Linked DNA regions of Homo sapiens: region 1 is linked to region 2. A link is an interaction called in ENCODE POLR2A ChIA-PET data of the cell type or tissue named here. Cell type or tissue: PC-9. All regions are shown on one strand. Links, peaks and the distances in the headings refer to the core of each region. The heading gives the core; the rest is flanking DNA.

Region 1 (4,391 bases), core at 277-4,276, 57 kb after region 2:
GGAGCTCTGTTGTTTGATGCATACTTGTTTATCATTGTTATATCTTCTTTATGAATTAACCCTTTATCAGTAAAAATTTCCTTCTTCATTTTTATGACAATTTTTTACTTAAACTCCATTTTGTCTAATATTAGTGTAACCATCTCAGCTCTCTTGTGGTTACTATTTGGATAGAATATCTATTATTTTAATCCTTTCACTTTTAACCTGTATCTTTGGGTCTAAACTGAGTGTCTTGTCAGTAGCATATAATTGGATCATGTTGTTTTTTAATCCATTCTGCCAATGTCTGTCTTTTAATTGGTGAGCTTAATCCATTTACATTCAAAGTGATTACTGATAATAAAGGACTTGTGCCATTGTGCTGTATATCTTTTTTTGTTCCTCAGTTCCTCCTATACTGCCTTCTTTCGTGTTTGATGTATTTTTTTTTGGTAATATCCACTTTGATTCCCACTTCATTTCCTCTTCTCTCTATTTTAGTTATTTTCTTAGTGGTTATCATGGGGATTATAGCTAACATCCTAAGTTTATAACAATCTAGTATGATCACTCCCATTTTTTTCCTTTTCATTTTAAATATACTTTATTTTTCAGAGAAGTTTTAGGTTCACAGCAAAATTGAGCAAAATGTATAGACAGTTCCCCCATATTTCCTATACACCCATCACACACACAGCCTACCCCACTATCAACATCCTGTATCAGAGTGGCACATTTGTTACAACTGATGAACCTACACTGATACATCATTATCATCCAAAGTCCAAAGTTTACATTAGGGTTCACTTTTGGTATTGTATATTCTATGAGTTTTGACAAATATATAATGAAATGTATCCACCATTATAGTATTACACAGAATAGTAGTCTCATTGCCCTAGAAACCCTCTGTGCTTAGCCCATTCATCTCTGTATCCTCCTAACACCAGGCAACCACTGACCTTGATCACTCCTTTTTAATAATCATAATAGCTAACATTTATTGAGTGCTTACTGTGAAGAACCATGTTATACACTTTTCAATAGCCTTATGAGTTTCCCATTTTACAGAATAAGAATCAAGTTCAAAGAAGTTGTCACTTATCTGAGGCCACGTAGCTGTGAAGTGGCAAAGCCAGGATTCAAAAAAAGTTTGTCAGGCTCCAGAGACTGAGCTTTTTCCCATTCACTGTTGTCTTGATGAGGATGATGATGGTGACAATGGTGGTGGTAATGGTTGTGGTGATGGTAGTGGTGGTATCTAACAAATGTGCTGCCAGGTACTGTGCCAAGTGCCTTATGTGCCTTTTCTATTCAATCCTCACAATAGCCTATGAGGTAGATGCTATCATTATTGCCATTTTGTAGATGAGCAAACTGAGGCTCAGAGGTTAGTTAACAATCTCAAATGCACAGAACCTACTGAGTGGCGGCTAGTGACTACAACTATAATTGAAGATTTTATTTTGACGATCTGCTATCTCTCTTTAGCTCTGAAGATGGCAAAGGTGTAGGACTAGGCCTATCCCTGAAAACTGATTGGTTGGTTTGGTTTTTGAAGTTCAAAATCCAGGGACTTAGCCTTGATATTATTTGGTTCTTTTACAAGCATACATGAGTTCTGACGGCAGTGCTCTCCTATGGGCAAATCTGACTCTGCCCTTGGCTGTCCAGCCTTAGTCATTGTCTTTCTAGTCAGGGGAGGACCGCCCTCAGGCTTCTGGGTACACGACTAGATCTCAGAAATAGCACCCTAATCGGCCTCATCAGCTTTGAAGGAAGCCACTGCAGGAGGGGCCTAAGTAGGCCAACACTTTAACCCAGTTACGTGAGGGCAGCTGTAATCCAGGCTGATCATGTCTTGCTAAGCTCTCTGGGGGAGAAATGTCCAAAAGCGGCTTCCTGTGACCAAGTATCCCTAGATCTCACTATGCAGACACTCCTCTTCCCTTCTGGAAGAGGTTGGCCTAAAGGTTACAAGGGCAGAGCTTAATTTGAGTGACTGCCAGGACTGAGGGGATGTTGGTGGCAATTCCTAACTGCAGTGAAATGCCCATGGCTCAGGGTGCCCTAGGACAAAGTGCTGCTTTTCCTTGAAAGGCTTACTACCTGACTCTTCTTCCACCTTGTTGGAGGAGGTAGGGAAATCATTGTGTTCTTCTGCATGGGCCAGACAGCCACTCACATCAACCCAGGGAGTTCAGGACACATTGGGCTTCACACCCCCACCCCTACTTCTGCCAGCTCACCTCACCTCTGGCAATGACTAGCCCTAGGAGTTCCCCAGGGAAGCAGGCTGAGTTGTCTGGCCAGGCTGCTGTTGGGGAAAGAAAGAAACCAGAGCTATTGGGGCTGGCTGGCCTAGCTTGTCTGACTCCTTCCCTGTCATTTGGCACGGTGGGCTCCCTTATGCAGGTATACTCTGCCTCTTCCCTCTCATGTCCCACAAACCATCTGTCCCAAGAGAGAGCTCAACAAAGTGGGTCCCCTTCTGGTCAAGAAGCAGAAGCCTTGCCTGGCCTGGGTGGATGCTGGCAGGGAAGAAAAAGAGGAGTGTTAGAATGAGGCTGTATGCTAAAAGTCTGTATATTTTTCCAAAAGGGTTTTCTCTAGCAAGAAGATGACTTTCATGGGAGAAGAGGAAGAGGAGTCTAAGTTAACAATTACAGTATTTCATTGACTCTAATATGCCTTAGATTATAAGATGTCTGTTATTTTATATACTGCTGAAAAAAAAAGGTGCTGATTAAACTGTCATGCCACTGATTTTAAGATGCATTCCAATTTTAGTGATGTTAAAATGTGAAAAAAATGTGTCTTAGAGTCCATGAAATAAACTGAGGTATCACCTGTCCTACACACAAACACCCACTCACATACACACCACAGACCGCAACCACACAGGGCACATTAAGGCAGAGTGGGTATGAGTGCAGTCAAAACCCCAGCTAACCTCTGTGCTCTGGGAACAAGCATAGTAACCAAACTGTCTGGAAATAGGAACCCCTTCCACTGGACAGAACTTTATAGAGCCCTCTCACACCCACTGGTCTCACTGGATTCCTCATAGATGTCCTGTGGGGTAAGCTAGACAAGGATATTTACTACTATTTTACAAATGGAGTTCAGGAAAGGTATGACTTTGCCAAGGGCACTCGGGACCTGAAAGGGAAGAACTGGGAGAGCAGGCCCTGCCTGCTCAGTCCTGCTACAATGCTGGTTTGACTACTACAGGACAACAACTATTATTTAGGGAAAGGATAGAGACATAACTACTGAGGTTGTAAATAAGTAACTTTTAACTCCTTTTCCCAACAAAGTTATTTCCAAAACCTCAATATACAAAACAGAATAAAATTGGAGTTGTTCTGGGTGAAGCCAGGGAAAAGGCCAGAGCACCACCCACTCTACTCCGATGCATCCCCCGCTGCCTGAGGTGGCTTCTGAGGCACCTCTCCAGCAACCCTGAGGTGCTGAGGAAGAATCTGTACACCTCTGGAGCAAGGGGGCTTCAACTGTATTGGTAATGTTCTTTTTTAAGCTGAATTTAGGTATTATTCTTGATACCTTTTGGTATATCTTAAATATTTCCTTTTTTAAAAAGGCACTGCTATAGACGGTCAGGTCAAAGAGATGACTCAGAACCGGCCTGGAAACTTGAAAGCAAAAGAAGTTTGCTTTGAATTATGAGCTTGGGTGAGGCCTGGGGACTGAGATTTTTAAAGCTCCCCAGGGGATTAATGAGCAACAAAATCGACAGTCCACTGTACTAGAGGTATCTTGTTAGCGCCGACACGCTAGAAATCTGAGTGTATGTCTTGGAATGCACAGGAAGATCCCTCTGTTCTCAGGGGACAGAATACTAGAGAGCCCAAGGTCTTTCTAAAAATGCAATACTAAAAAGCATGAGCCTCCTGAGTATAGAGAAGGGACAACAGTGGCAGGTTGGCATCACCTGGGCAAGCCCCTTGGATGGAGAAGGGAAGTGTGGAAGGGAGCAGAGAGGCCTGCTGGCTGGAGCAGTGATGGGGCTGAGAATAGGTTGTTGGACAGGAGAACAGCTCTGTGACTCATGCTACTGGCCCTGTTTCCTAGCACAGATGTGTCAAGGAAGCATCCACCCCCACTGCAAAGACCTGCCTCAGTGTGAAATGCAGAGATTACCGGCTGGCTGGGATGCAGGAGTTATTGAAAGTTAGGAAGTCAGCTGTGGAGGGCATCCATTAGCCACAGGAGAAGCCTCTCCCTACTGCCTCCCTGGCTCTTAAACCCCTTTGCCCAGCAGCTCAGACATCCCAGGTGTGCAATTCAGATGCGAGGCAGAGTGCTGACTGTGGGCGGGGCGGGGGGGTTCAGGCAGTAACAGAGTCCTTGACTTTAGACTACATTGGCCTTGCCTGTTGCCAAGG
Region 2 (4,391 bases), core at 119-4,118:
CTCTAGTTCTTTTAATTGTGATGTTGGGGTGTCAATTTTAGATCTTTCCTGCTTTCTCCTGTGGGCATTTAGCGCTATAAATTTCCCTCTAAACACTGCTTTAGCTGTGTCCCAAAGATTCTGGTACATTGTGTCTTTGTTCTCATTGGTTTCCAAGAACGTATTTATTTATTTCCACCTTAATTTCGTTATTTACCCAGTAGTCATTCAGGAGCAGGTTGTTCAGTTTCCATGTAGTTGTATGGTTTTGAGTGAGTTTCTTAATCCTGAGTTCTAATTTGACTGCAGTGTGGTTGGAGAGACTGTTTGTTATGATTTCTGCTCTTTTGCATTTGCTGAGGGGTGTTTTACTTCCAATTATGTGGTCAATTTTAGAATAAGTGCTATGTGGTGCTGAGAAGAATGTATATTCTGTTGATTTGGGGTGGAGAGTTCTGTAGATGTCTATTAGGTTCCGTTGGTCCAGAGCTGAGCTCAAGTCCTGAATATCTCTGTTAATTTTCTGTCTTGTTGATCCAATATTGACAGTGAGGTGTTAAAGTCTCCCACTATTATTGTGTGGGAGTCTAAGTCTCTTTGTAGGTCTCTAAGGACTTGCTTTATGAATCTCGGTGGTCCTGTATTGGGTGCATATATATTTAGGATAGTTAGCTCTTCTTGTTGCATTGATCCCTTTACCATTATGTAATGCCCTTATTTGTCTTTTTTTTTTAATCTTTGTTGGTTTAAAGTCTGTTTTATCAGAGACTAGGATTGCAAACCCTCCCCCCCCCGTTTTTGTTTTTTTTTTTTTGCTTTCCATTTGCTTGGTAAATATTCCTCCATACCTTTATTTGAGCCCATGTGTGTCTTAGCATGTTAGATGTGTCTCGTGAATACAGCACACCAATGATTCTTGACTCTTTATCCAATTTGCCAGTCTGTGTCTTTTAATTGGGGCATTTAGCCCATTTACATTTAAGGTTAATATTGTTATGTGTGAGTTTGATCCTGTCATTATGATGCAAGCTGGTTATTTTGCCCGTTAGTTGTTGCAGTTTCTTCATAGTGTCAATGATCTTTACAATTTGGTATGTTTTTGTGGTGGCTGGTACCGGTTTTTCCTTTCCATATTTAGTGCTTCCTTCAGGAGCTCTTGTAAGGCAGGCCTGGTGGTGACAAAATCTCTCAGCATTTGCTTGTCTATAAAGGATTTTATTTCTCCTTTGCTTATGAAGCTTAGTTTGGCTGGATATGAAATTCTGCATTGAAAAATCTTTTCTTTTAGAGTGTTGAATGAATATTGGCCCCCACTCTCTTCTGGCTTGTGGGGTTTCTGCCGAGAGATCCACTGTTAGTCTGATGGGCTTCCCTTTGTGGGTAACCCGACCTTTCTCTCTGGCTGCCCTTAACATTTTTTCCTTCATTTCAACCTTGGTGGATCTGATGATTATGTGTCTTGGGATTCCTCTTCTCGAGGAGTATCTTTGTGGTGGTCTCTGTATTTCCTGAATTTGAATGTTGGCCTGTCTTGCTAGGTTAGGGAAGTTCTCCTGGATAATATCCTGAAGAGTGTTCTGCAACTTGGTTCCATTCTTTCTGTCACTTTCAGGTACACCAATCAAATCAAAAAATATTTGGTCTTTTCATATAGTCCCATATTTCTTGGAGGCTTTGCTCATTCCTTTTCATTCTTTTTTCTCTAATCTTGTCTTCATGCTTTACTTCATTAAGTTGTTCTTTAATCTCTGATATCCTTTCTTCTACTTGATGATTCGGCTATTGATACTTGTGTATGCTTCACGAAGTTCTCATGCTGTGTTTTTCAGCTCCATCAGGTCATTTATGTTCTTCTCTAAACTGGTTATTCTAGTTAGCAATTCCTCTAACTTTTTTTCAAGGTTCTTAGCTTCCTTGCATTGGGTTAGAACATGCTCCTTTATCTTGGAGGAGTTTGTTATTACCCACCTTCTGAAGCCTACTTCTGTCAATTTATCAAATTCATTCTCTGTTGTTTTGTTCCCTTGTTGGCGAGGAGTTGTGATCCTTTGGAGGAGAAGAGGCGTTCTGGTTTTTGGAATTTTCAGCCTTTTTGCGCTGTTTTTTCCTCTTCTTTGTGGATTTATCTAGCTTTGGTCTTTGATATTGGTGACCTTCAGATGGGGTTTTGGTGTGGACATCTTTTTTGTTGATGTTGATGCTTTTCCTTTCTGTTTGTTAGTTTTCCTTTTAACAGTCAGGCCCCTCTGCTGCAGGTCTGGTGGAGTTTGCTGGAGGTCCACTCCAGACCCTGTCTGCCTGGGTATCACCAGCAGAGGCTGCAGAACAGCAAAGATTGCTGCCTGTTCCTTCCCCTGGAAGCTTCATCCCAGAGGGGCACCCGCCAGATGCCAGCTGGAGCTCTCCTGTATGAGGTGTCTGTCGACCCCTGCTGGGAGGTGTCTCCCAGTCAGGAGGCACGGGGGTCAGGGACCCACTTGAGGAGGCAGTCTGTCCCTTAGCAGAGCTCGAGCACTGTGCTGGGAGATCCACTGCTCTCTTCAGAGCTGGCAGCAGGAACATTCAAGTCTGCTGAAGCTGTGCCCACAGCCACCCCTTTCCCCAGGTGCTCTGTCCCAGGGAGATAGGATTTTTATCTGAAAGTCCCTGACTGGGGCTGCTGCCTTTCTTTCAGAGATGCCCTGCCCAGAGAGGAGGAATCTAGAGAGGCAGTCTGGCTACAGAGGCTTTGCTGAGCTGCGGTGGCCTCCACCCAGTTCGAACTTCCTGGCGGCTTTGTTTACACTGTGAGGGGAAAACCGCCTACTCGGCTTGAGCTATATTTCTGATTCAGTTATTAGTGACTGTAAGATTTATACTTAGAGATCTTTGAGCATGACAAAGACTGTAGGTGAGGATCTAGCAACACCAACATGGAAGTAAAAGCTCTCAAATTCACAATAATTGCAGGAAGCCCAGTATACTCAATAAAGAATGAATGAAATATTTATTTAAAAAGTAGTTTTGCTTGTTTTAGTGACACCGATTTGCTTGTGTTAGTGACAACAATAACTCAGAATGGGCTAATGGAGTGTTACCAAGTAGAAGTCCCCCAGAGACCTGCTTTTTAACATACTACACAAAAGATTTGTAATTATGATGTTACAGTGCCTGTAGATGGTTAATTCCAGAATCCTGGAAATAATTTATTCTCTTTAAGCAAGTCCTGTATTTCCCTTACAACCTTAATTATAAAGTTGATTTGCTTAGCAGACCCTTCTTTTCCAAACTTGCTAAGGAAAACTTTCAGTCTAGGTCTGTTTGAATTAGCACAAATTTTGAAATAGTAGAGTTCAAATTAATGAGGTTTTATTCTGTTATGAAGAGCTTGTTTTCCATCATTGATAATTATTTCCAGGAAAGTTAAGTCTGCAGAAAGCATTCTCTCAGTTTCCTTAATGTTGTTTACCAAAGTTTAAGAAGTGGTTTTTAGTTACATGAGGGGAGAGTGAGGACATGGCAGTGGCAAAGGAAAATGAGGTGCTATAACCTGGTCTCTCAGATTTGTGGAGCAGGCTTTGAGCAGCATTCTAAACCAATATTATTCCTTGTAAAAGGCAAACCAGACCTTGGAATTTTAAAGTCTAATGTGATTGAGAGAATGTGTGCTGGTGCATAGTAATACTTTAACCCCCATCAGTCGGGTAAGTTGTAAGAACCTCTTAGGTGACAAATACCCTGACAGCCCCACGAGGCATGCACCATTTCCACCCATTTTCCCTAGAGTCAGCCCTTCTCCCACTAGATAATTCTCATTGCTTCAGAGGGTTGATTTTCAACAAGTCCTCCATCCCCCTAGACTGCTTACTAACCTGAAATCCCACAGAGAACAGGAAGAGTGGCCACTGGATTTTTTTGGAGGATTTAAAAAAATTTGTGTACTAATATCTGATTTTCTTTAGGCCCATGTTCATCTAAAGAGTCCGTTATCTTATGTTTCTTTTTTCTATGCCTGCCCTTGATGTCCTGTGATTCATCCAGTTCATAAGATGTTCCTTTATAAGAAGGTGAGAAAAGCATAAAAATAGACTAGTAATATGGGTCCCTATGTGTTTCAAACTGCAATAAAATATTATTATTAATTGCCCCATATAAGAAGCAATGGAGCTCCTTCAGGATGCAGAGTTTATGTGTGTTTTCCAGGGGGGTGATAGAGGCTGGGAGATCAAAGCAATTCTGTAACTTTATCATGGAATTATGTTTTTATCTATTTATAGCAGTCTATGAGTTTTAGATAGAAAAATGTTGCCAAACTTTGCTGTACTTTGAATGTACAGTAATCTAAAGACTAAAAAGAACAGTTAACACCTTCTAAATGAACAGCATTAAATAAATAAAAACAGGGGAAGACACACTTCAGTGGAACAGTTTAA

Evidence for each region. Peaks named below come from ENCODE experiments on the same cell type or tissue, not always from the same donor. Only the 100,000 strongest peaks of a DNase experiment are listed, where the experiment ranks them.
Region 1: POLR2A ChIA-PET joins it to region 2 with 5 read pairs; 5 of 35 experiments call an interaction of 5 or more read pairs at or near these places.

Annotation. Positions count from the first base shown.
Region 1 is chrX:110,180,428-110,184,818 of GRCh38, reverse strand. It overlaps a transcript of TMEM164 not described here. Among named protein-coding and RNA genes, the nearest start is that of SNORD96B, 42 kb to the left of the region's middle. In PC-9, for the core only: no CTCF peak of the experiment used is centred there; a DNase peak (open chromatin) is centred at 4,088; H3K27ac peaks cover 1,425 bases.
Region 2 is chrX:110,236,786-110,241,176 of GRCh38, reverse strand. All of the region lies in intron 2 of AMMECR1 (AMMECR nuclear protein 1), which reads left to right. Among named protein-coding and RNA genes, the nearest start is that of SNORD96B, 14 kb to the right of the region's middle. In PC-9, for the core only: no CTCF peak of the experiment used is centred there; no DNase peak of the experiment used is centred there.